2 separate regions of the Homo sapiens genome follow, and region 1 is linked to region 2. A link is a loop called in an ENCODE intact Hi-C map of the cell type or tissue named here. Cell type or tissue: endothelial cell of umbilical vein. All regions are shown on one strand. Links, peaks and the distances in the headings refer to the core of each region. The heading gives the core; the rest is flanking DNA.

The links. A loop is a pair of places that touch in the nucleus more often than their neighbours do. Peaks named below come from ENCODE experiments on the same cell type or tissue, not always from the same donor. Only the 100,000 strongest peaks of a DNase experiment are listed, where the experiment ranks them.
Region 1: a loop joins it to region 2, with 13 times the contacts of the local background. A loop is called at or near these places in 1 of 110 quality-filtered maps.

The regions. Positions count from the first base shown.
Region 1 is chr17:59,282,163-59,297,164 of GRCh38, forward strand. No RefSeq gene overlaps it. Among named protein-coding and RNA genes, the nearest start is that of YPEL2, 42 kb to the right of the region's middle. RefSeq lists an enhancer at 7,906-8,753. In endothelial cell of umbilical vein, for the core only: no CTCF peak of the experiment used is centred there; a DNase peak (open chromatin) is centred at 5,589; H3K27ac peaks cover 1,709 bases.
Region 2 is chr17:59,420,563-59,435,564 of GRCh38, forward strand. LINC01476 (long intergenic non-protein coding RNA 1476) reads right to left here. Exons shown (of 3, transcript NR_110813.1): 3 at 10,307-10,358. Among named protein-coding and RNA genes, the nearest start is that of MIR4729, 62 kb to the left of the region's middle. RefSeq lists a silencer at 7,152-7,281. In endothelial cell of umbilical vein, for the core only: no CTCF peak of the experiment used is centred there; DNase peaks (open chromatin) are centred at 6,969 and 7,459; H3K27ac peaks cover 3,110 bases.

The DNA of each region.
Region 1 (15,002 bases), core at 4,080-8,079, 140 kb before region 2:
TCCCAGCAATTTGGGAGGCCGAGGCAGGTGGATTACCTGAGGTCAGGAGTTTGAGACCAGCCTGGCCAACGTGGTGAAATGCCGTCTTTACAAAAATACAAGAATTAGCCGGGCATGATGGTAGGTGCCTGTAATCCCAGCTACTCAGGAGGCGGAGGTGGGAGAATCGCTTGAACCCGGGAGGCGGAGTTTGCAGTGAGCCAAGATTGTGCCACTGCACTCCAGCCTGGGCAACAGAGCGAGACTCTGTCTCAAAAAAATAAATATATAAATACAGAAAAAAATAAGATGAAATCATTCAACTCAGTTGTGATTTCACAAGTCATCAACAAAAGAGTTAATCATTGAAATTAAGAGAAAAAGCTGAAGGAAGAGTTCAGTAGGAAAAAGAATGACCCAGAAAGTCAAGTTTGGAATATGCTCAAGGGAGAGAAGGTGTGGTCTGAGAAATAGAAGCAAGGGAGAGTATGTTTTCAACCCCATGAAAACAGAATTTAAGAGAAAAGGTAGGCTGGGCGCGGTGGCTCAAGCCTGTAATCCCAGCACTTTGAGAGGCTGAAGTGGGTGGATCATTTGAGGTCAGGAGTTCGAGACCAGCCTGACCAACATGGTGAAACCTGGTCTCTACTGAAAATACAAAAAATTAGCCGGTGTGGTGGTGCACATCTGTAATTCCAGCTTCTTGGGAGGCTGTGGCATGAGAATTGCTTGAACTCAGGAGGTTGCAGTGAGCTGAGATCGTGCGACTGCACTCCATCCTGGGCGACAGAGCAAGACTCCATCTCAAAAAAAGAAAGAAAGAAGGTGATTATCATCAATGCCCAAAAGAGAATACTGAGATTAAGGGCCAGAAAAGGGATAACTGCGTTTTTTTTGTTTTTTTTTTTTTGAGATAGAGTTTCTCTCTGTCACCCAGGCTGGAGTGCCGTGCCATCCTCATGGCTTACTACAGCCTTGACCTCCTAGGCTTAAGCGACCCTCCCACTTCAACCTTTAGAGTAGCTGAGACTACAGGCTTGCGCCATGACGCCTGGCTGATTTTTGTATTGTTTGTAGAGATGAGGTTTCGCCATGCTGCCCAGGCTGGTCTCAAACTCCTGAGCAATCCACACTCCTTGGCCTCCCAAAGTGCTGGGTTTACAGGCATGAGCCACCGCACCTGGCCTGCATTTGTTTCAAAAGGAGGCCTCTGTAACTATGATTCAATTATCTCTATAGTTGATGGAACTGATATGAGACTGCAAAGGAATCAAGAGGACTGAATTATACTAAATGAGGCTAGTAAAAATCAGCCACTTATTCACAGGAATTAGAAAATCAAGACATCTGAAAGGGCAGCAGTATCAAGTGAGTTGTGTTCTATGTGGGAGGCTTATAAATGTGTGAAAACAAGAAGGAGCTAGTGGAGAGATTGGAGATATTGGAGAGAGAGGACATGTGAGCAATGATCGCTTCAAGACTGTGTGGCTTGTAATTTATTCAACGAATCCTTAGATTCGCTGAATGCCTGCCTTGCCAAGCACCTGTGAATCATACTGAACATTTCCTGCCCTTGGTACTTATGGTCTAGTTAAGTTATCCAGAGCTGAGAGAAGGAAGAGGTATCTTTTTTATACATACTTCAGGGAAGGATGGGAAGAAAAGTATAAAAGACTGGGATGGGCCAGGCACCGTGGCTCACGCCTGTAATCCCAGCACTTTGGGAGGCCGAGGCGGGCAGATCACCTGAGGTCAGGAGTTCGAGACCAGCCTGGCCAAAATGGTGAAACCCCATCTCTACTAAAAATACAAAATTAGTCAGGCGTGGTGGTGCAGGCCTGTAATCCCAGCTACTCGGGAGCCTGAAGCAGGAGAATTGCTTGAACCTGGAGGTGGAGGTTGCAGTGAGCCAAGATTGTGCCATCTGCACTCCAGCCTGGCCAAAAAGAGCAAAACTCCATCTCAAAAAAAAAAAAAAAAAAAAAGAAAGACTGGGATGATTTGCACTTGAAAGAGGATAAAGTAGTAAAGCCAACTAGTGTGGTCTGTTACTCTTCTTATAGGACATCAGTCCTATAGGATTAGGGCCCGCCCTTATGACTTCACTTAACCTTAATACCTGCTGAAGACTCAGTCTTCAAATACAGTCACACTGGGGGTCAGGGCTTACACATATGAATTTGGTGGGGGAGGGGGGCGTGGGGGGCACAATTTAGTTCATAACAGGTGGGGATGGGGGTCAAAGCAGAGAGCTGGAGATTGGTTATGTGCGAGAGGAGGCAGAGATGGGAAGGGGAAAAGGCAGCACTTGCAGCTGACCACAGAAGGGCTAGGAGAGAGAAGAAATCTAGTGTAGCCAGGGATTGTCAGAAAGAGGTTGTGTATTTCTTTGTTTCCTTGGATACCTACTTGGAGATTTAGAGTATTGATAACAAACAATCTAGATCACTAGGGGGAGGAAATAAACTTTTCAAAGGTTTAAATTCTTTATTTTGAGACAGAGTCTCACTCTGTCACCGAGGCTGAAGTGCAGTGGCATGATCTCGGCTCACTGCAACCTCCACCTCCCAGGTTCAAGTGATTGTCCTGCCTCAGCCTCCCGAGTAGGTGGAATTACAGGCATGCACCACCATGCCCTGCTAATTTTTGTATTTTTAGTAGAGACAGGGTTTCACCATGTTGGCCAGGCTGGTCTTGAACTCCCGACCTCAAGTGATCCACCCACCTCGGCCTCCCAAAGTGCTGGGATTACAGACTTGAGCCACCACACCCAGCCTCAAATGTTTAAATTCTGATTAATTTGAGGAATAGTGAATTTGAAAGTTTGGGCATTGTTAAAAAACGGTAAATGTTACATTTATGTGAAGTTTAAATTTTTCTTCACATTTACATGTATTCCTGTGTTTCTTACTACAACCTGGTAGAGCAGTTGAGATTATCACCTTCCTGTTTTTTATATGAAACTGTGAGTTAGATGATACCTTCAAAGGGAATTTACAGGGTCACCTGGCTAGAAGTGATGTGGTTGGGTCTCCTTAACCTTCCAACTCACTCTCACTTTTCTAATTTTTCTTCCATTCACCATTCAATGCTGAGAGAAACGTAAAAAGCCGGGAGAAAGGGCAGTTGCAATGTTATGCTATAGAAAGTAAACTTTCCAAATAAAAGCTACAAAACAGAAAATTCCCATATGCCAAATGTACTTACTGTTCCCTTACTTAAACACTATTAATAGCATTTGTGGAGATAGGAATCAAGCTACTATTCCCATGAATAACTGAAACCATTGCCTGTGGGAACAGATGGAAAACTATACCACTACCTTTTTGAGAAATTAAGAAATCCCAGGTAAGAACAAAGTAATATTAAACATTTGTCATTCAACACTCAGAATTGGTTTGGCTTATACAACTAGATAGATGAATAGTGGGGTCACTTACTGAGATGGAGAAAACTGAGAAGGAAACAGATTTCCAATGGGAATGTGAAACATTCTGATTCAATTCACATTTTGAGAAACATTATCCATCACTTCTCAGCCTTTTGGCTAAGATCAAGTGAGAAACATCCCAAGCCCAAGTATGCATACCTTAGGCTCAACAAAATGACTAGACAACTTCAACCCTACTTTGAAGGAAGGAATTCAGTTAACCTTTATTTAGTACCTTTTGTATGCCAGGTTGCTATCACACTCATCATCTTATTTAATCTTCACCATAGTGTTACGAGATAAGTAGTATTATTTCTGATTTATAGATGGGGAAATAGAAGCTCAGATGGGTTGAGAGACTCACGAAAAATTGCACAGATAGTAAGATGACAAACCTGGCATTCAAACCCATCTATTTTTTTTTTTTTTCGAGACGGAGTTTTTGCTCTTGTCGCCCAGGCTGGGATGCTGTGGCACAATCTCGGCTCACTGCAACCTCCGCCTCCCAGGTTCAAGTGATTCTCCTGCCTCAGCCTCCTGAGTTGCTAGGGTTACAGGTGCTTGCCACCATGCCTGGATAATTTTTGTATTTTTAGTAGAGACGGGGTTTCACCATGTTGGCCAGGCTTGTCTCAAATCCCTGACCTGAAGTGATCTGCCCACCTCCGCCTCCCAAAGTCCTGGGATTACAGGCGTGCGCCACCGTCCCCAGCCTTTAATCCTAAATCTTGAGAGAGCAAGTTCAAAGCTGTTTTTAACACAAGCGCTGCTATTCTTTCTCCGTAACCTTTGTCACTGAACTTCTTAAATAATACTTTGGAAAGAGTGTCGTAAAAGAAATAAAATTTGGCTGAATGCAGTGGCTTATGCCTATAATCCCAGTACTTTGGGAGGCCGAGGCAGGAGGGCTGCTTAAGGCCAGGAGTTCGAGGCCAGCTTGGGCAACATAGCAAAACTCCAACTCTACAAAACTTTTTTTTTTTTTTTTTTTTTTTTTTTGAGACAGAGTCTCGCTGTGTCACCCAGGCTGGAGTGCAGTGGCTCAATCTCGGCTCACTGCAACCTCTGCCTCCCGGGTTCAAGTGATTCTCCTGCCTCAGCCTCCCAAGTAGCTGGGACTACAGGCACATGCCATCATGCCTGGCTAATTTTGTATTTTTAGTAGAGAAGGGGTTTCACCGTGTTGGTCAGGCTGGTCTCGAACTCCTGACCTTGTGATCCACCCGCCTCAGCCTCCCAAAGTGCTGGGATTGAAGGCATAAGCCACCGTGCCCAGCCTCTCTACAAAAAAATTTTTAATTAGCAGGGCATGGTGGTGCACACCTGTAGTCGTAGCTACTCGGGAGGCTGAGGAAGGAGGATCACTTGAGTCAAGGAGTTTGAGGCTGCGGTCAGCTATGATCATGTCACTACACTCCGGCCTGGGCAACTCTCTTAAAAAAAAGGAAAAAAGAAAATTAACTCTCATGTGATTGTTTTCCTTTCTCTTCCAAGTAAGATTTTGGATTAAATACACTAACGTTTGATGCTTAATGTTTAATATTAACGTTGATGTCTAATACAACTGCTGTATGGTGTTATGGAGAGAATTTTTTTCACTTCTTCATTCTAACCATTTTCATCATATTTATGAAAGAAAGAAATTTGAATTTTTAAAAATACAGGCATTTCACCTTTTCTGTCTTCTGTTCTCTTGGAGGCCAAATAGTAAAATTTACTGATGATGAGTCTATAGTTGTGTCTACTTATGCGGAAAGTACAGATGAACTATATAATCCTTCACAAGTTCTTTCCTAACCCTTCTCTTTCTCTTTTTTTATTTTTAATGTTTTTAAACAAGATCTCACTCTGTCACCCAGGTTGGAGTGCAGTGGCACCATCATAACTCACTGCAACCTTGACCTCCCAGGCCCAAGTGATCCTCCTGCCTTGGCTAATTTTTTGTTGCATTTTTTTGTAGAGACAGGGTCTCCCTATGTTGTCCAGGCTGGTCTCAAACTCCTGGGTTCAAGCAATCCTCCTGCCTCGGCCTCCTAAAGTGCTGGGATTAGAGGCATGAGTCACCATGCCCAACCAACACCCTTCTCCTCTGTGGCTGATTCATTTCCCTTTTTGATGGATATGCCTGCAGTCATCATTTTTTAGGTCATGTGATTCTGAAATAAGAAACATTTAGGCACTTTTGCAAAATATAACAGGATGCACCTGGTCCTACTGATCACTAAGAACAATCCAAATTTAACCTATCAGAAACTTAAGATAAATGATATCCTCTTAGAAGAAAGAAACCTCTTGACTCAGATGAGGAAAGCTGAGAAGTATGACATTTCCCTAGGGAAAATATTATAGTTTTCTAAATTCATTCATTTTTGGAATAACTTCTCCCAAATAACTTGTTTTTTAAAGTTATTACAACCACTCACACCTATAAGAATGGCTACTATTTTAAAAATACAAAAACAGGCCAGGCTCTATGGCTCATGCCTGTAATCCCAGTGCTTTAGGAGGCTAAGGCTCGAGGCCAAGAGTTCCATAACAGCCTGGGCAACACAGCGAGACTCCAGGTCTTAACAAATTTTTTTTTTTTGATTAGCCAGGCATCTACAGTGAGTCATGATTGTGCCACTGAACTCCGGCCTGGGCAACAGAGATCCTGTCCCCAAAAGAAAAAAAAAGGTCAAAATAAATTTGATAAACTTATGTGTAAACTGGCCAACTGATATTTACACACACACACACACACACACACACACACATATATATATATATATATATTTTTTTTTTTTTTTGAGACAGACTCTGTTTCCCAGGCTGGAGTGCAGTGGTGCAATCTTGGCTCACTGAAACCTCTGCTTTCTGGATTCAAGCACTCCTCATGCCTCAGCCTCCCAAGTAGCTGGAATTACAGGTGTGTGTCACCACACTGGGCTAATTTTTGTATTTTTAGTAGAGACAAGGGTTTCACAATGTTGGCCAGGCTGGAAATCCTGGCCTCAAGCAATCCTCCTTCCTCAGCCTCCCAAAGTGCTGGGATTACAGGCGTGAGCCACCCTGCCCGGCCAACATTGATATTAAAACTACACCTAGTTGGGCGAAGTGGCTAAGGCATGTAATCCCAGAACTTTGAGATGCCAAGGCAGGAGGATGGCTTGAGCCTAGCAGTTTGAGACTAGCCTTAGCGACATAGGGAGACCCCATCTCTACAAACAAAACAAAACAAATCTCAAATGGAACAAAGATTTAAATATCAAGAAAATGAAACAATAAAAATTCTTTTAAAAAATAGGCTGATAGGCCGGGCAAGGTGGCTCACGCCTGTAATCCAGCACTTTGTGAGGCCAAGGTGGGTGGATCACTTGAGGTTAGAGAGTTGGAGACCAGCCTGGCCAACATGGTGAAAACCCGTCTCTACTAAAAATACAAAAATTAGCCCGGCGTAGTGGCACACACCTGTAATCCAAGCTACTCGGGAGGCTGAGGCAGGAGAATTGCTTGAGACCGGAAAACGGAGGTTGCAGTTAACCAAGATGGTGCCACTGCACTCTAGCCTGGCCGACAGAGCGAGACTCTGACTCAAAAAAAAATTAGGCTGATGGCCGTGTGTGGTGGCCCATGCCTGTAATCCCAGAACTTTGGGAGGTTGAGGCAGGAGGATCACCTGAGGTTGGGAGTTCAAGAGCAGCCTGGCCAACGTAGTGAAATCCCGTCTCTACTAAAAATACAAATATTAGTCGTATGTGGTGGTGCACACCTGTAATCCCAGCTACTCGGGAGGCTGAGGCAGGAGAATTGCTTGAACCTGGGAGGTGGAGGTTGCAGTGAGCCGAGATCATGCCACTGCACTCCAACCTGGGCGACAGAGCTAGACTCTGTCTCAAAAAAAAAAAAAAAATACGCTCAATTGGCCAGGCACGGTGGCTCCCACCTGTAATTCTCACACTTTGGGAGGCCAAGGCAGGAGGATCACCTGAGGTCAAGAGTTTGAGACCAGCCTGGCCAACATGGTGAAACCCTGTCTCTACTAAAAATACAAAAATTAGCCGGGTGTGGTGGTGTGTACCGGTAGTCCCAGCTACTCGGGACACTGAGGCAGCAGAATCGCTTGAACCCAGGAGGCGGAGGTTGCAGTGAGTCGAGATCGTGCCACTGCCCTCCAGCCTGGGCGACAGAGCGAAACTCCATCTCAAAATCAGTCAATCAATCAATCAATCAATAAAATAACCAGCAGTCTTTGAAAAACACTTTGAGGAGAAAGAACTTTGACTCCAGGGGAGGAGAGCAAGGTTGTAAACACGGCTCTGCTCATACTGGCCCAGTCCTATCTGATGTTGTCCAACCCAATAATCTGGAGTCAAAAATAAATCTTCCAGATCTTCTAGTTGAGACTTAACTAAATAAGAGCTGTATTTGCCCTTGGATACAAGTACAAAGAGGGGGCCTAGGGCCACTAGATTTTTCAGGTCTCTAATCCTGAGGTTGAGCAAAGCTATCAAGGGTTGCTGCTTCAGTTTCCTTAAGGTAATCAGAGGCCAAGACCTCTGAGTTCCCTTAGTATTTGTTGATCATTATCGGGCGTGGCAGGATAATAGGATAATAATGGAGAGAAAGTCAGAAGGTAAACACGTGAACAAATGTCTCTGCATCATAAACAAGGTAAAGAAAAAAGTGCTGTGCTTTGGATGTGCATATACATAAACATCTCAATGCCTTAAGGAGCAGTATTACTGCCAGCATGTCCCACCTCCAGCCCTAAGGCGGTTTTCCCCTATCTCGGTAAATGGAATATACAATCGGCTTTTCACCGAGATATTCCATTGCCCAGGGACAAGCAGGAGACAGAAGCCTTCCTCTTATCTCAACTGCAAAGAGGCGTTCCTTCCTCTTTTACTAATCTTCCTCAGCACAGACCCTTTACGGGTGTTGGGCTGGGGGATGGTCAGGTCTTTCCCTTCCCACGAGGCCATATTTCAGACTATCACATGGAGAGAAACCTTGAACAATACCTGGTCTCTTTCCTAGGCAGAGGTCCCTGCGGCCTTCCGCAGTGTTTTGTGTATCTGGGTACTTGAGATTAGGGAGTGGTTTGAGATTAGGGAGTGGTGATGACTCTTAACGAGCATGCTGCCTTCAAGCATTTGTTTAACAAAGCACACCCTGCACAGCCATTTAACCCTGAGTTAACACAGCACGTGTTTCAGGAAGCACAGGGTTGGGGGTAGGTTTACAGATTAACAGCATCTCAAGGCAGAAAAATGTTTCATAGTACAGAACAAAATGGAGTCTCCTATGTCTACTTCTTTCTACACAGACACAGTAACAATCTGATCTCTCTTTCTTTTCCCCACAATCTTCTGGAATCATATGTTGTATGAATTATATCTTTTTTTTTTTTTCCTTTCTGAGACGGAGTTTCACTCTTGTTGCCCAGGCTGGAGTGTGCAATGGCTCAATCTTGGCTCACTGCAACCTCTGCCTCCCAGGTTCAAGCGATTCTCCTGCCTCAGCCTCCAGAGTAGCTGGGACTCCTACAGGCATGCCCCACCACACCCAGTTAATTTTGTATTTTTAGTAGAGACGGGGTTTCACCATGTTGGTCAGGCTAGTCTCAAACTGCTGACGTCAGGTGATCCACCCGCCTCGGCCTTCCAAAGTGCTGGGATTACAGGTGTGAGCCACCATGCCCGGCCTGTATGAATTACATCTTAATCTATAAATATTTGAATCTCCTGTATGTCCAAAAATATCATAAGTCAAAAGACAGGGAAAAATATTGCAGCACATTTGATAGTTCATAAAAGTGAAGAAGGAACTGATGAACAATCCAAAAATAATACAGGAGGCCAGGAGTGGTGGCTCATGCCTGTAATCCTAGCACTTTGGGAGGCCGAGGTGGGCAGGGAGTTCAAGACCAGCCTGTCCAACATGGTGAAACCCCGTCTCTACTAAAAATACAAAAATTAACCAGGCATGGTGGTGTAATCCCAGCTCTGGAGGCTGAGGTAGGAAAATTACTTGAACCCAGGAGGCAGAGGCTGCAGCGAGCCGAGATTGCGCCACTGCTCTCCAGCCTGGGCAACAGAGTGAGACTCTGTGTCAAAAAAAAAAAAAAAAAAAAAAGTAATAGGGGAAAATAATATAAATAGGCAAGTTAGTGAGAAAAACTTCTAAAATAAATCTCTTGTTATAAACCAAAACTTTTTCAGTTCTAGGAAATCAAATATGAAAAAGAAAAAAATATATATATACCAAAAGTTTTGAGGGCAGTTAATCTTCAGAATGTGTACTTACTGCTTCTCTTCCTCAGAGCTTCCAGGCTTACTTAGTCCTGTAATTGCCCCATATCTTTGCCATTTTACAGCCTGGTTTGTTTATTTGTTTTGAGACCAGATCTCACTCTATTGCCTAGGCTGGAGTTCAGTGGCATGAGCATAGTTCACTGTAGCCTCAAACTCCTGATCTTAAGTGATCCTCCCACCTCAGCCTCCTGAATAGCTGGGACTACAGGCACACGCCATCATGCCCAGCTAGTTTTTCTTCTTTTTTGTAGAGATGGGGGGTCTTGCTATGTTGCCCAAGCTGGTCTTGATCTCCTGGCCTCAAATGATCCTCCTGCCTTGGCCTCCCAAAGTGCTGCAATTATAGGTATGTGCCACTACACCTGGCCAGTCTGGTCAGTTTAATTAATTGGAACCTTGAGTTAATGAGATGTTGGTATGACTTTGATCCACATTACAATTTGTCACCTCTTGCTGAGAAGAACTGTTCCATATCACTGAACTCTGGCAATCTGCCTTCACAAACGTGTGCCATTATTCACAGGAAACCAGAGAGAAATGGTGCAGCTGGCTCATTGTAAACTGTTGAGAAAATCTGAAGCACAATATCCAACTGATATTGTCAGTAAAATCATCTTCAAAATAAAAGGTATCATATTGGAGTGACTTTTTCCCTCAATGTGCACATCCAATTTTCATTAGTTTAGTAAACACATATGGAATGTCTAATGTGTACAAAACTTTGAAATTGGGCCCTACCCTCAAGAAAATCTTTTTTGTTTTTTTTTTTGAGACAGAGTCTCGCTCTGTTGCCGAGGCTGGAGTGCAGTGGCGTGATCTCGGCTCACTGCAAACTTCACCTTCCAGGTTCAAGTGATTCTCCTCCCTCAGCCTCCCAAATAGCTGGGATTACAGGCATACACCACCATGCCTGGCTAATTTTTGTATTTTTAGTAGAGATGGGGTTTCACCATGTTGGCCAGGCTGGTCTCGAACTCCTGACCTCAGGTGATCCTCCTGCCTTGGCCTCCCAAAGTGCTGGGATTACAGGCATGAGCCACCATGCCCGGCCAGAAAGCCATATTTTAGAAGAAAAGACTTAGAATAAGAGCTTAATGGCCTAAGGACAGTTTCTAACTTGTCATCTTATATTTAGTTACTAACCTACTATTAATCCATAAGTTATACTGAAAGTAGCTGTGTAAGAACTAATATTTATATAGTGAATTATTCCTTCAAGCAACATTAAGTGTCTTCTGTGTACCAGGCACTGTCCTAGAGGTTGAAGATTTTATAAAGTATAAGATGCAGTCCCTACTTGCAAGGGATTGATGGGCAATTACACTTTGCAAGGCATTATATATATTACCTTACTTTATTCTTCATTCTAGGCATTAAGAGATAGAGCAGGCTGGACACTGTGGCTCACGCCTGTAATCCCAGCACTTTGGGAGGCCGAGGTGGGCAGATTACCTGAGATCAGGAGTTCGAGACCAGCCTGACCAACATGGGGAAACTCCATCTCTATTAAAAATACAAAAATTAGCCGGGAATGGTGGCACATGTCTATAATCCCAACTACTCAGGAGGCTGAGGCAGGAGAATCGCTTGAACCCGGGAGGCAGAGGTTGCAGTGAGTCAAGATGGCACCATTGTACTCCGGCTGGGCAACAAGAGCAAAACTCCGTCTCAAATAAATAAATAAATACATAAACAGAGAAATACAGCCTCAGAGTTCCAAGAATTGCTCAAGGTTGATCATCAAATAAATCACAGAGTGGAGTTTTCTGATGACATAGCTCATGATATATACAACAAGGATTAATATTTTGTACCTAAATTTAGAGAGAGCCTGGAGCTCTGATTTCTTTCTCTATATCTCCTTCCCTTTTTATGCTAGACATAAGGAAAATTTTATTCTGATAGTTAAGTACATTTGTACTTGATATTTTTGAGAACTGGTGGTGTTCTGGCTATTTCTCTCTTGAGACTACTTAGGCAACAATCTTAAAAAGATTTTAAATGATATCATAAAACTCCAAAGTATTTTTGTTGAAATTTCTGTGTCACAAAACTGAAGTACGCATTATTCAGTAGAGCAGAGATTTCTTACATTTTTCTGTTTGTCTAAAATATGTAGAGCAGGTATATAAATTCCACTTTCCTTTGGGTACTGCAGTGACGTACAGAAAGACCTTTTATTACACCGAGCTTCTGGAGCGCCAGAAACTCATCTTATCCACCTCTATTTCCATCTTTCCCAACCTGGCAAAATGCATATGAGGCACATGGCAGATGCTCATTAAAACTTGAAGTGGAAAAGAGCAAGAAAAGAGAAACTGAGTTATGGAAAGTCTCTTTTTGGGTGGACAACAACAACAGAATTCTTCAGGGTTAATATTTCAGATAATTTAATTAGTCCCATATTTGCAATTAGAAGAAATAGCTAAGAAATCTATGAACTTCCTTCAGTGTTTAGTGGGTGAAAAGAAAATAGCCTCCTTTGATCGAGACCATCCTGGCTAACACGGTGAAACCCCGTCTCTACTAAAAATACAAAAAATTAGCCGGGCGAGCTGGTGGGCGCCTGTAGTCCCAGCTACGCGGGAGGCTGAGGCAGGAGAATGGCGTGAACCCCGGGGGGCGGAGCTTGCAGTGAGCCGAGATCGCGCCACTACACTCCAGCCTGGGTGAAAGAGTGAGACTCCGTCTCAAAAAAAAAAAAAAAAAGAAAAAGAAAAAGAAAATAGCTTCCTTTGAGTAAGAGCACTCTGGTTTTTATTGTGGTTTGGTTTGGTTTGGTTTGGTTTGGTTTATTTTCTTCTCATATAATCAGCAGTCTTTGGGCCAGGCACGGTGGGTCACGCCTGTAATCCCAGCACTTTGGGAGGCCAAGGCGGGAGAATCATCTAAAGTCAGGAGTTTGAGACCAGCCTGACCAAATTAATGAAACCCCTGTCTCTACTAAAAATACAAAAAATAGCCAGGTGTGGTGGTGGGCACCTGTAGTTCCAGCTAGTCCGGAGGTTGAGGCATGAGGATTGCTTGAACCCAGGAGGCGGAGGTTGCAGTAAGCCAGGATCAAGCCACTGCACTCCAGCCTGGGCGACAGGGTGAGACTCTCTCCCAATTAAAAAAAAAAATTATCTGAGGTCGGGCATGGTGGCTTACACCTGTAATCCCAGCACTTTGGGAAGTTGATGTGGGAGGACTGCTTGAGCCCAGGAGTTTCAGACTTGCTTGGGCAACATAGCGGAACCCCGTCTCCTAAAATATCTATATATTTTAGTGTTTACAATGTGCTAGGTTCTATGGATAAAGTAGTGAAAAAGGCAGACAAGGTTCCTGTTCTGAAAGTCCATTCTGAAATTTTAATCCAACTTGTGTGCAGGTTGACTAAACCACCATTGTATTTTATCTGACTCAGCACGCTTTTTTTTTTTCGAGACGGAGACTCACTTTATTGCACAGGCTGGAGTGCAGTGGCATGATCTCGGCTCACTGCAACCTCTGCTTCCCAGCTTCAAGCGATTCTCATGCTCAGCCTCCTAAGTTACAGGCATGTGCCACCACGCCTGGCTAATTTTTGTATTTTTAGTAGAGATGGGGTTTCACCATGTTGGCCAGGCTGGTCTCAAACTCGTGACCTCAAGTGATCCGCCCGCCTTGGCTTCCCAAAGTGCTGGGATTACAGGCATGAGCCACCACGCCTGGCCTCAGCACTCTTTTTTATTAACTCCCCACAGAAAAGAACAATCTAAGAGCAGAAAACTTGAATGGCATCTGATTTTAATTGATTAAACGGATTAGTACTCCTTTCTTTTTTGGAAAAGCAATCATTCTCCTTTCTCTTGCCTGGAAAGAATAAATGCCAAGTGCTGAAGGTAAAAGCTATACACAGGCAACATTAACCATTTAGTCTCTGTGCTTTTCCATTTCCAGGATGTGTACTTAACTGCATTTTGGAAATATAAGTTCTTTCAACTGTTATTTCTGCCTTTTATACATCAGTGTAGTATTTATAATATTGAGATGGAAATATTAGAGAGGAGGTCCCATTATGTTGCCTAGGCTTGCCTCGAACTCCAGAGCTCAAGCTATCCTCCCACCTCGGCCTCCCAAAGTGTTGGGATTATAGGCGTGAGCCACTGAGCCGAGCCTTGAGCTGGGAATTGGCTTTTTCTGTAAAGGGCTAGACAGCAAATGTATCAGGTCTTGCAGGCTATAGGGTCTTTGTCACAACTACTGAACTCTGCTGTTACAGTACAAGAGCAACCATAGATCTTGCCTAAATAGATAAGTGGGGCTGTGTTCCAATATATATTTGCATTTCATGTACTTTTCATGTGTCACAAAATATTATTCTTCTTTTGATTTTTTCTAACCATCTAAAAAATATAACATCCATTCTTACAAACAGGTTGGATTTGGCCTGTGAACCATAGTTTGACAGTCCCTGCTACAAAGGACTGGTTAGTTCAGTTAATCAGGATCTGGTGATGAGGCCAAGGCTGTGGATTTAATCCTCATGTGAATGATCAAATTACCTTTGCACTGGTGAACATGTTGCAATCTCAAATTCCGCCCTCATTTCTTGCCGGTAACTTGAAGATGTGGGCCATTATTGTCACCAGAAGAAGCCAATAAAAGATGCCATTTCCTCATGCTTCCATTTCTAATATAGCTTACTGATGATTATCCACATTCAGTCACTGGAAAGTTTTTTTGTTTGTTATGTTTTTGTTTTTGTTTTTTTTTAGACAGCCTTGCTCTGTTGCTCGGGCTGGAGTGCAGTGGTGCAATCTTGGCTCACTGCAACCTCCACCTCTGGAGTTCAAGCGATTTCTGGATAATTTTTTTGGCATTTTTGGTAGAGACGGGGTTTCACCATGTTGGCCAGGCTGGTTTCGAACTCCTGACCTCAAGTGATTCGCTCGCCTCAGCCTCCCAAAGTGCTAGGATTACAGGCGTGAGCCACCACACCCCGCCACTGGAAAGTTTTTGAATTCTACTTTTTCAGAGTAGAGTAACACAAATTGTAACATGCTCCTCATCCCCATAATTAGAGCAGCTATAGGAAAACTGACTCATAAGCCTTTCAGATAATTATCCAAGAAAGTAAAACAGTAAATTTGTTGTGCAAATTTAATATTCATCTTGAACGTTTTATTGACCAAGATCATATCATTCTGTGAATGCCCTAAGCAATTCCGGTAGCCTTGCTCTGGGAGCAAGAGGAGTACTTTTGTTTCCTGTCTGGATTATTTCTGAGCGCTTTTGAAAGACCCGGAGCTCTATTTACCTTAACTAAGAATTGC
Region 2 (15,002 bases), core at 5,397-9,396:
GAGGATCACTTGAGGCCAGGAGTTTGAGACCAATCTGGGTAATGTGGCGAAAACCTGTCTCTACAAAAAATTTTAAAAAATTATCCAGGCATGATGATATGCTCCTGTAGACTCAGCTACTCAGGAGGCTGAGGTGGGAGGACCACCTGAGCCCAGGGAGGTCAAGGCTGCAGTGAGCTGTGTTTGCACCACTGCACTCCAGCCTGGGTGACAGAATGAGACCCTATCTCAAAAAAAAAAAAAAAAAAAGACAGCGTTCTCATCCCCCTCAACATCTGCCTGTAGGTAGAACCCAGGTTAGAGTTAACACAAAGGACACAAGGACCACTCTTTTGCCTACTGAGGTGAGGGGAATTCTGGGCTGCCTCTATGGCAATGAGCCCAAGTCAATTCAGTGCCCGCTCTCTCCTCTGCCACAGAAGCCCCTAGTCAGCTGGGGGCAATGTTGGGTGAGGGTAGGTCATGGGGGGGCTGGCCCCACTTTGTGCTGCCAGCAGTGCTGGCTGGCTCCCATCAGATATATGTGAGCTCTTGGCAAGCAAGAGGGAAGAGAGCTGTGGCAAGAACAAAGTCCGACCCCACCCCCACCCACCCCAGACTTGCAGGCTGCTGAGGGACGCCAACTGGGACTGGGCTAAAGAGACCATTATTTGTCATCTAATAATCAGGTGTCTGGGGGCAGGTTATTTCTCAGCAGGTTGAAAAACAGGGCACCCATGATATTTTGTTTCTCCTTTGGCCTTCCTGATAGCAGGGTTCACCCAAAGGCCTGGCTGACCTGTTTCTTTTAAGGGGGACCTTGAAATATAGATAAACACCCAGCCTCATGGAAGCCCTTCTGTACCCTCGGCTTGCCTGTGTTTTTCATGGTGCCATCCTTTGTTTATGAACTGTGGGACTTTTTTGTTTTTTGTTTTTTGTTTTTTTGAGATAGAGTCCCCTTTTGTCACCCAGGCTGGAGTGCAGTGGTGCGATCTTGGCTCACGGCAACCTCCACCTCCCGGGTTCAAGTGATTCTCCTGCCTCAGCCTCCCCAGTAGCTGGGACTACAGGTGCCTGCTACCATACCCGGCTAATTTTTGTATTTTTAGTAGAGACGATGTTTTGCCACGTTGGCCAAGCTGGTCTTGAACTCCTGACCTCAGGTGATCTGCCCACCTCGGCCTCCCAAAGTGCTGAGATTACAGGCATGACCCACCACGCCCAGCCTATGAACTATGAGACTTCTGAGAACTGTTAACAGGGAGGATAAATGGAGCCAGGAGACGCCTCACTTTGGCTTCAGTGGAACCTGTCACGGTCCAGATTGTGCCACTCTTTGGAATTTCTGAATGGTATGAATCCAGAGGAGAGAAACAACGTTCTGTTTGTTCTCATGGGCCCTCATACCACAGACGTTTACATCATGGGCCTGCACACTGAGAGGTGCTGGTCATGTTTTCCCACCAGTGTGAGGGGTTTGGATGATCTTGGCTTGTCCTCACATTTCCCCATTTTTTATTTTTTGAAAAGAGAAATTAAGACAGTTTATTGATCACTTACTATACTCCAGGCACAGTACTTGGCATACTTTTTAAAGTTGTCTCATTTCATTTGCATTAAAATCATTTCAGGATATATTATTATCCCTTTTATATACATAAGAAGATGGAGGTTCAGAAAAGTGGAGTAAATTTACTAAGCCCTCTCAGCTCAGAGGCTAAGTGAGAATTTGAACCCAGGATGTCTGGCTCCTAAACCTGTATGTTTTGCCCATTCAGGGCCCACAAGGGATGGGAAGTCTGGAACAAATTACCGGGTGGCCTGACTTCATTGCTTCTCAGTATGATCTAATGCTAAAGCACGTTTAGCTTGTTTGCCTTTCCTGGGGAGAAACAGAGAAAGGGAAGAGGGGTGAAGTGAAAAAAAATTATTTATTTTTTGCTGGGGTTCAATCTGGTCTCAGCATCCCATCCCATCTGGACAATCTGATCCTTTTTTTTTTTTTTGAGACAGAGTCTCACTGTATTGCCCAGGCTGGAGTGCAGTGGCTCGATCTTGGCTCATTGCAACCTCTGCCTCCTGGGTTCAAGTGATTCTCCCACCTCAGCCTCCCGAGTAGCTGGGATTACAGGCACCCGCCATCATGCCCAGCTAATTTTTGTATTTTTGTAATGATGGGGTTTCACCATGTTGGCCAGGCTGGTCCTGAACTCCTGACCTCAGGTGATCCGTGATCCGCCCACCTTGGCCTCCCAAAGTGCTGGGATTACAGGTGTGAGCCACTGCACCTGGCCCTGAGCCTCTTTAAGTAGGCCACAGTGTTACTGTCGTGACAGGGAAAAGGTGACACTGGAAGGGGCTAACCCCAGGTTGGCCTAGAACTGGCCGTTCCAGTGAGCTGAGGGGTCTGCATAATTGGATAAGATAGCCACACTTTTTCAGTCCTGCCCAAGAATATCTGTGAGAATAAAATGAAAGTTAGCCTGTGTCCATGTCTCCTGCCCTAAACAAAAGGAAGCTCAGTGAGACAGAACCCCCAAAGCAGTGACTTGTCTTGCAGGCCAATTACGTTGTCTCCCCAGCCTCTCTGCAGCTGTTCTGGCCTCTGCTTTCTGGGATGGAGCCTCTGCTCTGGGGGCCCTCCACAGCCCAGCTCCAGGAAGGTGACTGCTTCCTGGTTTGAGACGTATTATTAAACTGTAATCATACTGTGCATGGAGTCAGCCAAAGCAGTGGCTATTAATAGGGAGGTGAAGAATGCTGACTCAGAAGGAAGCTGACTTAGGCTGGAAGGGAGAGCCCGGCCACCTTGGCCTACAATTCTCAGCAGGAGGTCAGTGAGAGAGACCTGAGCTCACTTCGTTCCTGGGCAGGAGTCAGCATTATCTGGATTTCTCAACTTTGGAAATAGAAACCCGAAGCAGTCCTGATCAAAGGGATATTGAGCTGTCTTTCCCAGGTCCTTGGGGAGTCTCCGAGCCCGGAGTACTGATAGCTTAAATAGCTATGACTCAGCAGAGCAGCAACTCTTCCCTCCCGATGTCATGAGTAGATGAGACTTGGAAAGGGGCACTGGGACTCCATTTCCGTGACCTCCCTCAGCTGAGAAGCCTGTGCTGAGCCAGCCCTTAGCTGGCCGGACAACCCCCATTGGCAGAGACACCCAATTAGGGAGATTCTGTTTCTGGCTCCTTGGAGGTGACCATTTTCATTTCAGGTGAAGGGCCACGGTAAATGAAGGGCAGGGTGCAGGAGGGCCTCACACTGTGGAGAAAGGACATTTTTAGCAATTTCTGTCAATGCCATGCATTTCTCAGAGAGTTCAGACTTTAGCCGTCTGGTAGACTCCCCATCGTCAGGTAGCTGGAAGTAAGACAGATCCCCGAATCTGGCCCAGGATATGCCCCGGAGAAACAGGACTGCCCCTGGATGCACAATAGCCCTCACTCTGCAGCAGCCACCAAACAGCCTTCACACGTGCTGCTTCAGCTCGTTCTCACCAACCCCAGCAGGTGGGTGGTATCAGCCCTCTTAGCGAGGAAAACAGATTTCAAAAAGGTGAAGTGAGTTGGTCATACAGCTAGCAGGTGACAATGACGAGACTAAAACCTCAGTCTGTCTGCCGCCGGAGGAGAAGCCAGGCATGAGCTGCCCTTGTGCCCCTGGCACATGCCCATCTGTGCCACTTCTACCTAGACCCAGGTGTCCCCGACTTTGTTGCTACCCCAAAGCTCACACTGAGGCCAGGGTAGTGAAGATCTGGTGTGTTGGGTAGGGGGTGCTGAGAGGTTGGGGGAGCGCTATGTCATTCTCTCGCCTTTCTATCAGGTGGGTGGGGATGCCGAGGTATGTCTTCTCAAACTGGAAGATTCATTTTGGTTCCTGGATCTCCGTAGAAGGAGGTTTGGATGGAGGTAGGATGTGGGAGGTGTTTTCTCTTCCTCCCTAAAAATACTTATTAAGCACCTCTTGGTTTCAGCTCTGGGCAGCCTGGGTGCTTTCAGATTATAGAACAATTTCATGACACCATGGATCTGGTATTTTTCTCTGCTGTTTTTCACATAGTCTTAATATAGTTTTACCTGATAAGAACTATCCACATGTGTATATCTTTTTAGAGTTCTAAGATAGCATAATCCACATACTTAGATGTACCTATAAAATATCTTTTTACAGAATAAAGGGCATGCTATTAAGGAATGACTTTTCTTCCACTGATTGTCATGTGGATCACTTCCTGAACCTGAAGGAGGTTCTGGAACTCCAGACACCGGGTCCTGAGCTCTAGCAAGTAGCTGAGGGAAGAATTTTCAGCCCCCAGCTGCCAGGGGTTCTCAACACAGAAGCAGGACCAGACCAAGCTTTTGGGAATTTGTTCATCATTGTACAGCCGTATCACGGCCTATCCGGAGTGGGAGGGCTGGAGAGTAATTTCCTGACCCTCAGGCTCTGAGCTATTGTTTTGGGGTCTTGCGTACTCTTTTGATCAATTATTTTTTCTGCCTTTAGCCATAACAAGCAACAGGATGGTGCAGCATCCAGGTTCAGAAAGCTGCCTCCTCTCACTTAGTCAAAGTTAATTAATTCTCACTGTACCTTGAACTAGGTCAGCTGCAGGGCTGTGCTGGGCCTGACCTGCTGTCAGGGGAGGGCATTTCTTGTCTGTCTCTTGATGTGCTGTCCTGGGCAGGGAAAGTGGGAAGGGGGTAGGTTTCACCTTTGCGTGGGATCATCTCTCCCCCTTTCTTCCGGGGAGGTGACCATTTTCAGATCTGTGGGTGGGGAGGAAAATCTTCTCTTCCAAAAATAATCTCTCTGCAGTGGGGTTTGAAGCTGGACCAAGCTGCTAGCGCTATTTTTACCCAGCTTGCAGTTCAGGGTGTAAATAGCAACTCTGGCTGTTTTTTCCCACAGCTGACAACAGAGTCAACCTCTTCGAGGCAGGAGCATTCTGGCATTTCGCACAGAGAAAACAGAACACAATTTGCCCTCGGGCCCAGTTGATGATTCCTGGACCGTGGGGTCGATATCCAGGGCTGGCATCTCCACGGTTCTTTTATCTCAGTCTCCACTATAAACACCAGGCCCCATGAGAGCTGCTGGGCTGAGGCTCATTTAAAGAAGCTTCCTGCGGAATGATGAGGGAAAAGGCAGGTCCGTAAATCCCCGCCTGCGCCCGCCGAGGATTCCAAGCGCATGAGCAGCTCCAGGCTCCAGCTTGCTGTCCCCCTTGCCCTCCTTCTTGCATTAGCAGGCACTTCCTCTAAGGCTGCTGCCCTGGGAGGGTTTCTTGCAAACCCACTAGATCTGAGGAAAGACAGAGAAAACATCTACTTAAGGCTGCCCAGATGACAGCATGTGTCTAAAAATATATGTCTCCTAGTTTTCGAGTGATCGAAGGCCCCACAGCCTTCAGCACTGGAGTCATTTAGAGGTCATGGTGAAAGGACTGGCTCCCTCCTTGCCTCCATTTAAGCAGAAGCTGCGAGAAAGCCCCCAAAGCCTTGGGTCATGTCTCCAACAGGCTCGGGTGAGTGGGAAGTTCGGCCTCATAGAAGGCCCCTTGCTGGTGCGGTTCATGAGGACGATAAATTAGCAAAGCTGAGGTGCGCCCATCACGGTGAGCAGTTCTCTATTGCTTCTCTTCTGGGGAATGAACAGGCTTCATTTGCTTTTCCCTGAGGCCAGGTTTCTAACCCAAATCTGTCCCTGGAGTCTTTGGCCTGAAATAAGAAAGGAGTCTTGAGTCAGCAGGAGAGCCACTCCTCACTATGAATTACACAGCAACTCCTTGTGGATCTGCCCGTACCCTTCCCCCGGGCACACATCAATCAATCGAAGTATTTCTCAAATATCTACCCCATACCCAGAACTGGGCATTTAGGTACGTGGTTCAAGTTTCAGATTCTTCCAGCAAATGGTTTGTATGGGGTAAGAAAAAGGATTGGAGGTCAGGTAGGCAGCTGAGTAATCCCCAACTCTGCCTTTTTAAAAGTGGTTTCAGTTGCGCATCCTTGGAATTGATTCTGGGCAGCTGTTAATTGCAAAACTCACTGCCAATTATCGATAGCTAAAGTGGCATTGGAGAGCTTCTCATGGTAAAAATAGGGGCAGGTAATAGATGAGAAAATAGCTTTACATTTGAGAAGAGAGGATGGGAACATATTGTCTCAATCTTGCTGTGTTCGAGGTTTCCTTTGTCAGCCTGGGTTCTCTCCCAAGACTGGCCAGCAAAGTCTACTTAGTGACCTCCAGCAAATAGTCCACCAGCAAGCTACTTAAGATTAGAGCAGGCTGGGCGTGGTGGCTCACGCCTGTAATCCCAGGACTTTGGGAGGCTGAGGCGGGTGGATCACGAGGTCAGGAGATCGAGACCATCCTGGCTAACATGGAGAAACCCCGTCTCTACTAAAAATACAAAAAATTAGCTGGGCGTGGTGGTGGGCGCCTGTAGTCCCAGCTGCTCGGGAGGCTGAGGCAGGAGAATGGCATGAACCCGGGAGGCGGATGTTGCAGTGAGCTGAGATCGTGCCACTGCACTCCAGCCTGGGCAACAGAGCAAGACTCCGTATCAAAAAAAAAAAAAAAAAGATTAGAGCAAAACTTTATCTTGGCAGCAAGAACAGAGGGGATCTCTGCTGAGTTCAGGGCATCCTGTTTCTCACCGGGCTCAGTCACATTAAACAGCCAATACCAGTTTTAGGAAAATCCATGTTGAATTTTAAATGTATTTTGGCTCATTTGGGGGGTTATGATTGTCCAATTCAGCTGGTAGTTTGTGTATCAAACTTCAAATCGACAAACGATGTTTATTCAAGGAAGTTTCTTGAAGCCTAGATGGTACATGTTTACCTTAAAAAGCAAAACCAAAAAATTCCAAAAAACAGAAACAGGAAAAAGTGCCCTGGTGAGTAAAACCAAAAGCATGTGGCAGACAGACACAATGCAGGCCTGAGTATTTTGAACAATGCTCATGGCCCCAGCCTTGACACTGGGGAAACTGGGAATGTGGTCGCAGACTTCCTATGTCAAGTGTTTCCCTGGATTTCCTGGAATCCAACTTGAAGTGCCATTTCCCCTGGTGCCACCAAGGAGTTAAGCTTTGGTTCTGTTCTCCCAGTGACTAAGAATGCTCTGTGTGGCTCTGAGATCATCCAGAAAGAAACTGACAGTCGGCGTGGGAAGAGTGTGAGCTTTCAGTGCTCTTGAAATGCCTTTGATGGGCATGGTGAGAGAGCAAAAGGCTTATTGCCACCTAGTGCCCCTGATTGTGTAATTTCGTCGTGAATTCTTGTTTCTTCTTTTGAATTTTGCATAATTTTAAATGAAGATCTCTAACTCCTTGGGGAGCTTGATATTGTGATGTGTGAGTTATTCTATGGAGCTATTCTATGTGAGCTATTCTATATTTTAGACAGCAAACGTATCCCACCACTTGGAAATATCACCCATTTTGATTGAAAACAAAGTAGAATCAATGACCTGACCAAATCACACGTGTGTGTGTGAGGGAGACTGGGTCTTTCCACTCCTGATGTTTTCTTTCTTCTGAAAGGAGTCCAAACACTCCTTGCTTCTCTCCACCCGCCCCCTCTTCCCTGAGAAGGAGGAGTGGTTTAATATGACTGGTGAGTTTGGAAGGAGGAACTGTGCCTTATATCATCCTCTCTTTTCTTCTTGGGAGCAAGCTTCGCTCCCGTGGGGTGGGAAGAGTAGGCCCATTCCAGCTCAGCTGCCTGTCATCGAGCCGCCAAGTCTGCCTAACTCTGAAGTTGAGTATCGGGAAGCTCGATTGTCTGATGATATAAGCCACGTTCTCTAATATCAGCTTTATCAGTAGAAAAGGTTATTTTTGGTCCTCATCTAGCTTGCTGCTATCTTCTGATTCAATTCAAAATTCACAGAGAAGGGAGCAGACTGCTATTTTGGGGCCTCCTCAAAGACCCCAACATATTTACTGGAAGATTTCCTGTGATTAGAAAAATCCCAGTGTTGGGGTAAGGTCCAACTTATAGATCCACATCATCACTTTCTTATATAACACCAGATTCCTTAGCTGTCAGCTGAGTAAAAGAGAGTTTATGGGTGTTCCTTGCAGCTAAAATGCATCCATTCAAAAGTTATTTATTGAATCCTTACCACGTGCCAGGGGACACATAAGTGATCAAGAGAAACAGTCTTGGGCCGGGCGCAATGGCTCACGCCTGTAATCCCAGCATGTTGGGAGGCCAAGTTGGTTGGTCATTTGAGGTCAGGAGTTTGAGACCAGCCTAGCCAACATGGTGAAACCCCATCTCTACCAAAAATACAAAAAATTAGCCAGGCATGGTGGCAGACACCTGTGGTCCCAGCTACTTGGGAGGCCGAGGCACAAGAATCACTTGAACCCAGGAGGCGGAGGTTGCAGTAAGCCAAGATCACACCACTGCACTCCAGCCTGGGTGACGGTAGTGAAACTCTGTTTCAAAACAAAAAAAAAAGAAAGAAAAAAAAGAGAGAGACACAGTCCCTGCTGTCACACAGTTTATAATTTAACTAGGGTGTATCAATTTAAAAGTTTAATGTTTCAAGTGAAAGAAAACAATCTCAAATAGGCTTGAGTAATACAGGAATTTATTGTCTCACTGGAGATCCAGGCACAATTTGATCCAAGATTCAAACAGCATGGATCCATTTCTTGGCTCTGCTTCCTTTGAGTTGGATTCATTCTTTAGCCACCACATGTTGGAACCCCTCTCTCCTGGCAGCTTCAAGTTTTCCACGACGGCTGCAGCAGATCTAAGACATACCATTTACCAGGCTGACAAGAGTCCAAGTTCCAGCAATCCCTGGAGGTCCATCCTGAGAAGGCCATCTCAGGTTATAGACCAGCATAAATCGGGAGCTCACAGGACAGAAGACACTGATTGGCTCACGCCCAGTGGGGCCCACCCCCTGATATGGGAAAGTTGGGCCCTTTCCACTTCCAGAAATTTGGGCACCTATTTGGAAGGGAGAAAGGGCCACAACTAATAACTGTTTATGATAGAAGGAAAAACAATAAATATGCTTATACTTCTGCTCTGAGGGAATCATTCAGCCTGCAGAAAATGGAGACATCTCATTACTACCTGGCGAGTCAAACACAGGCCTGGGGATCCAGAGATGTATTTGGATTCCAAATTCTGTGTGGGCCCCTATACACAGCTGACCCTTGGGGACACTGTAAAGGTTGATACATGATAGACTTTGCTCCTTGATCTGGCCCTTCAGTAGTTACCCTTGGACTGTATTCTGCTGTGTGATAGCTTTTCCCTTATTGATTGATTGATTGATTGATTGATTGATTGATTTGAGATGGGGTCTCACCCAGGCTGAAGTGCAATGGTGCAGTCTAGGCTCACTGCAACCTCTGCCTCCTGGGTTCAAATGATTCTCCTGCCTCAGCCTCTCGAGCAGCTGGGATTACAGGCGCATGCCACCATAGCCGGCTAATTTTTGTATTTTTAGTAGAGATGGGGTTTCACCGTGTTGGCCAGGCTGGTCTCGAACTCCTTGCCTCAAGTGATCTGCCCGCCTCGGCCTCCCAAAGGGCTGGGATTACCGGCATGAGCCACCACAGAGGAGAGTATGTGCCTGAGAGAGATGCTAAAAGGATGACTGAGATGATATTCGCAAAGTATGTGGCGCAAGTCACCAAATAAACCTAAGCTATCTGTTGGCGTGTGTTCATTATTCTTTCAGATTTAAGGACATTCAGCTGGTGGTTTAGGGGCTAAACATTAACCACAGTGGGGCAGGTCAACACAACATGAGCTGTGAGCCATGAAAATACACAGGCCTTCGGTGTTCTAAGTTCAACAGACCTGTGTGAAAAAACGTATAACCAAAACGGATTGAAAATGGACAGAAATGCAGTCAAACATGCAGGGTAGAGAGAGTGCTCCAGCTAAGACCTCGGCCAGTTCTTTTTTTTTTTTTTTTTTTTTTTCTTTCAGGACAGAGTCTTGCCCTGTTGCCCAGGCTGGAGTGCAATGGCGCGATCTCGGCTTACTGCAAGCTCCTCCTCGTGGGTTCAAGCAATTCTTGTGCCTCAGCCTCCCGAGTAGCTGGGACTACAGGCGCAGGCCACCACACCCGGCTAAGTTTTTGTATTTTTAGTAGAGATGGGGTTTCACCACGTTGGCCACGCTGGTCTCGAACTCCTGACTTCGTGATCTGCCCGCCTCGGCGTCCCAAAATGCTGGGATTACAGGCATGAACCACCACGCCCGGCCCTTGGCCAGTTCTTAAGAGGCACGAGTACTTGCTGAACAACTTAAAGTGCCAGTGGTGCCTGAGCAATCCTTTATTTCTTCATTCAGCAAACACTTTTTAGGTATCTTCTATACAAGAAGCTATAATAAAAACACACAATCAGTTTATGAGGCAGGCACTTAAATCCTTTTTAGAATAAAGAAGGGACCTCCCTTTATAAATAGGTAAATGATTATAAAAATTATATGCAAAGCTAAAATGAACTAAAGATCTACTATTACACAGGAGACAGAAAAGAGAAAACTAGTTTCAGTATTTGGGTGGAGGCTGGAGAAGAAGTGGGCTATATCTGGGATGGAATGAACCGACTTTGTGTTAAGTCATAAACAAATATATAGGGCTAAGTGGAGAGATGGCAATCAATTATACAAAGTCTTTTTTGGTTGCTCAAAGAAATGTGACCCAGTCCTCTGAACGCCCTACAGCAGCAGTTTATTTGCACCTTGCCTACTGCTCTTATTCTAACTTGTATCACAGTCGGTTATTTATTCATTCAATTATTTGGTTACTCCTTGAACACTGATGCAAGGCTTGATATGTGCTAAATATTGTGTCAAGGGCCAGGATACAAAATAGAGTGAGACATGGTTTCTGTAGCTCAGTCTAGGAGGGGAGGAGGCATAAAAAACATAATTATAGCCTGAGCACAGTGCCTTCCACATGTAATTCCAGCACTTTGGGAGGTCAAGGAGGGAGGATTACTTGAGGACAGGAGTTGGAAGTCATGGTACGCTATGATTGTGCCACTGCATTCTAGCCTGACAGAGCAAGACCTGGTCTCTAAAAGAAAAAAAAAAATTATTATCTAACATGAGAGGTGCTATAATAGAAATATGCCCTGAGTGCTTGGAGGTGAAGTCTTCACAAAAGAAGTGATATTTGAGTGGATCTTGACAATAACAGGAGTTTCCTAGGCTGGATTTCCAAAGTAGCTGGAAAGCCCCTGAAAGAGGAGCCAGAATGGTGTGTGAGGAAATGCTGAGTGGTTTGGTATGTGGGGATCTTTGGGTATGTGGGGAGAGTGTCAGCAGAGGAGGCTGAAAACATAAGTGGGCTAAAAGGTAAGTCACACAGAGCTTCATAGATCTTGCTATGGGCTTTGAACTGTGTAGACAGAAGGATTTGTTGAAGAATTTTAAGTAAATGATTGAGAAGATCAAGTTTGGGCTTTAGAAAGACGTTCTGGAAGCAGTCTGAAGGAAGAGTAGTAGTGGGGAAGGACTGGAGGCCAAGAAATCAACAGGAACGCTATTTCACTAATCTAGGTGAGAAGTGATAACATCTTGATGACTGAAAAAGAGGGAACAGAATGGGTTCAAGAAAGAACTGAGAGATTAAATCAACAAAGCTTGGTTATTGTTTGGAAGGAAGATTATGTAGGGAAAGAAGGCATTAAGAATGACTTGGAGCTGGGTGTGGTGGCTCACACCTATAATCCTAACACTTTGGGAGGCTGTGGTGGGTGGGTCCTTTGAGCCCAGGAGTTCAAGACCAACCTGGGAAACATGGCTTAAACCTCATTTCTACAAAAAAAAAAAAAAAAAGCAAAAAAGTAGCCAGGCTTAGTGGCACGTGCCTGGAGTCCCAGCTACACAGGAGGCTGAGGTGGGAGGATTACCTGAGCCCAGGACATTGATGCTGCGGTGCACAATGACCAAGCCACTGCACTCTAGCCTGGGTGGCAGAGTGAGACCCTGTCTCAAATAAATAAATATAAATAAATAAATAAAAGAATGATTTAGAAGTCACTAGTCCATGCAGCTGAGGAAACAAAGGTGCCATTAACCACAGTAGGGAATAGAAGAACAGGAGGAAAGATAAAGACAGGATAATGACATGCTGTGTTTAAGATGCCTGCACGACATTCAAGTGGACAAGCCCCACTGGCAGTTGGAAATCTCTGCCTAGAGTTAATGAGAGAGCTGGAGGCTAGTGATTGAGCTGGGAATAAATAGGTGCCAAGGCTATGGACATAAAGGGCACACACCCACCAAGTACAGCTGGAAAGTGAGAAGATAAGAGACACCAGCACAGACCCTATAGAGCACTAACATAAATGAATTGATCAAAGAGGAGCCAGAAAAGGAAAGTAAAAAGAGGTGTCCAGAGAACAGCTAGGAGAACTGGCAGAGACCAACATCTTAGAAGGCATAGGAGACAAGAAGAGGAGGCAGTCAAGTAGGTCAGAGCTGCTGAGAATTCTAGTGTAGCATTTGTGACATTTCCCCATTAAAGAGCAAAGCCTGTGACAGTAGGAACTCCTGGCACAGTACTTTGTATAAAGCAGGCAGTATCTGTGCCAGGATCTATAGATAGACATATAGATGTACCAATTTGGAAACTGCTAGTAACTGCTAGATGCCCAGAGACCTCAAATCTGGAAACACTGCAATTTTAAAGTGTTATTTAAAGGTCAAATTAGCAATAAAAACAGTACTATATATATATATATATTTTTAATTTTTAAAAATTTTTTTTTCAAGATGGAGTCTCGCTCTGTCACCCAGGCTGGAGTGCAGTGGCACAATCTTGGCTCACTGCAACCTCTGCCCCGCAGGTTCAAGTGATTCTCCTGCCTCAGCCTCCCAAGTAGCTGGGATTACAGGCGTGCTGTAATTTTTGTACTTTTAGTAGAGATGGGGTTTCACCATCTTGGCCACGCTGGTCTTGAACTCTGACCTTGTGAGCCACCCGCCTCGGCCTCCCGAAGTGCTGGGATTACAGGCTTGAGCCACGGCATCCAGCCAAAAACAGTACAATATTAAAAGAGATTCTAGCTTTCCTCAAATTCCATTAAAAATTATTACTACCACCTTGTGTATTTCTTCGTATTTGGTCTTCAGGAGAAGATACATGGTCAGCAATATAAAATGAGGAAGCTGGGGCAATATAATTTATCAGAACAGAGGAGTTCAGTTGCAGTTGCTGGAACACAGAAATTGGTGTCAATGTGTTTGGCCTTTACAAAAGTCATTCTGAGGGCAACATCATGGTGTTTTAGGAACTAAGCAATTTCTTCCTCCCCTTTCTCCCCTCCGCCTCCCCCCTCCCTCCTCCTTTCCCCTCTCCTCCTTCTTCTTCTTCTCCTTCCTCCTCCTCCTCCTCCTCCTCTTTCTTACTCCTTCCATTCTGTTGCCCAGACTGGAGTGCAGTGACCTTGGCTCACTGCAACCTCTGCCTCCCAGGTTCAAGCAATAATTTTCTGTATTTTTAGTAGACACGGGTTTTTGCTATGTTGGCCAGGCTAGTCTCAAACTCCTGACCTCAAGTGATCCACCTGCCTCAGCCTCCCAAAGTGCTGGGATTACAGGCGTGAGCCACTGCGCCGGGCCAGCAATGTCTTCTTCAAATGTCACACAATGTTACAGTTCTTTTTCATTTGCCCATTCTTTCAACGTTGAGCACCTCATATGTTCGAGACACTGAGTTTGTCAGCCTTTTGACATCTTTCCATCCCTCAAGGAGCTCACAGTTCAGGGGGGACATAGACAGGGGAATACAATGGAAATATACTGAGAAGTGCTGTGCCAGAGGTAAGCACAGTGTGCAAATGAAGACAGAGAAAGACAACCCAACTCAAAGGGCAGCAAAAGAGGGCAGTGGCGTAAAGTCTTTCCAGAAGAGACAATGCCTGCCAGGTGTTACAAGGAGGGACAAGCTTCCAGATCAAGGAGACAGCAACTGTAAAAAAAAAAAAAAAAAAAAAAGAAAAGAAAAGAATTCAATATGGCTGAACACAGAGTACAAGCAGGGGAAGAGTGAGAGATGAGCTGGGTGGGCAGGGACCTCATCAGACCCCAGAAGCCCTTCTAAGGATTCGGAGCTTGAGCCTAAAAGCAATGAGGAGATGCTGAATGATTATGTTAGAGCACTTCAAAGGAAGTCGTTTGCTTCTCATATTTTTCTTATTTCCCATTCTCTCTCTCTCTTTTCCTTCCTTCCTTTCTTTTTCTTTTTTTCTCTCTCTCCCCCTTTCTTTTTCTTTCTTCCTTTCTTTCTGAAATTGCAGCTGATCCTTCCTCCCCTCCCTCCCTCCCTCTCTCTCTCTCCCTCTCTCTCTCTCTCTTTCTTTCTGAAATTGCAGCTGATCTGGTCTATACCCAAAGAGAATAAGTGCAAGGGATTTATTTACAGTATGTCCATGGTTGGGTGGAGAAAAAGATGGAGTTGATCCCTGAAACCTGACTTTTGATGGCAGTAAGTAGCAAAATGAGAGGATCCCAGGAATAATTCCTATCTCCCACAGACTTTTCTTCCATCTAAATCTGGAGATGCCTGTGTTCGATTTTCATGAGGAGGCTGTTACCTCCAAGGTGTGGACAGGAACCTTTTTTTTCTTGCCAAATGAGCAAAGAAAGGAATCTTAATTACAGAGAGGTCTACACTCTTGCTACTTGAAACTGGGTCCCTGGACCAATAGAATCAGCATCCCCTGGGAACTGGTTGTACAGACAGAAATCTGAAGCTCCACCCCAAACATACTGAATCCAAATCTGCATTTTAAACAAGATGCCTGGGTGATTCCCATGCACATTCAAGTCTGAAAAGTCCTGATCTACAAGATAGGAAAACTGCCTAGTTGGTAAAACTTAGGGTACTGTGTTGCAATCTGTGTTTTGTTTTGCGTGACTGATTTATGAGTAATCAGTTTGTCAGCCTCTATGATTACTAATTTATGTCCAAAAGCAAACTCAATCAGGGGCTAAACCCTTTCTACTCTACTG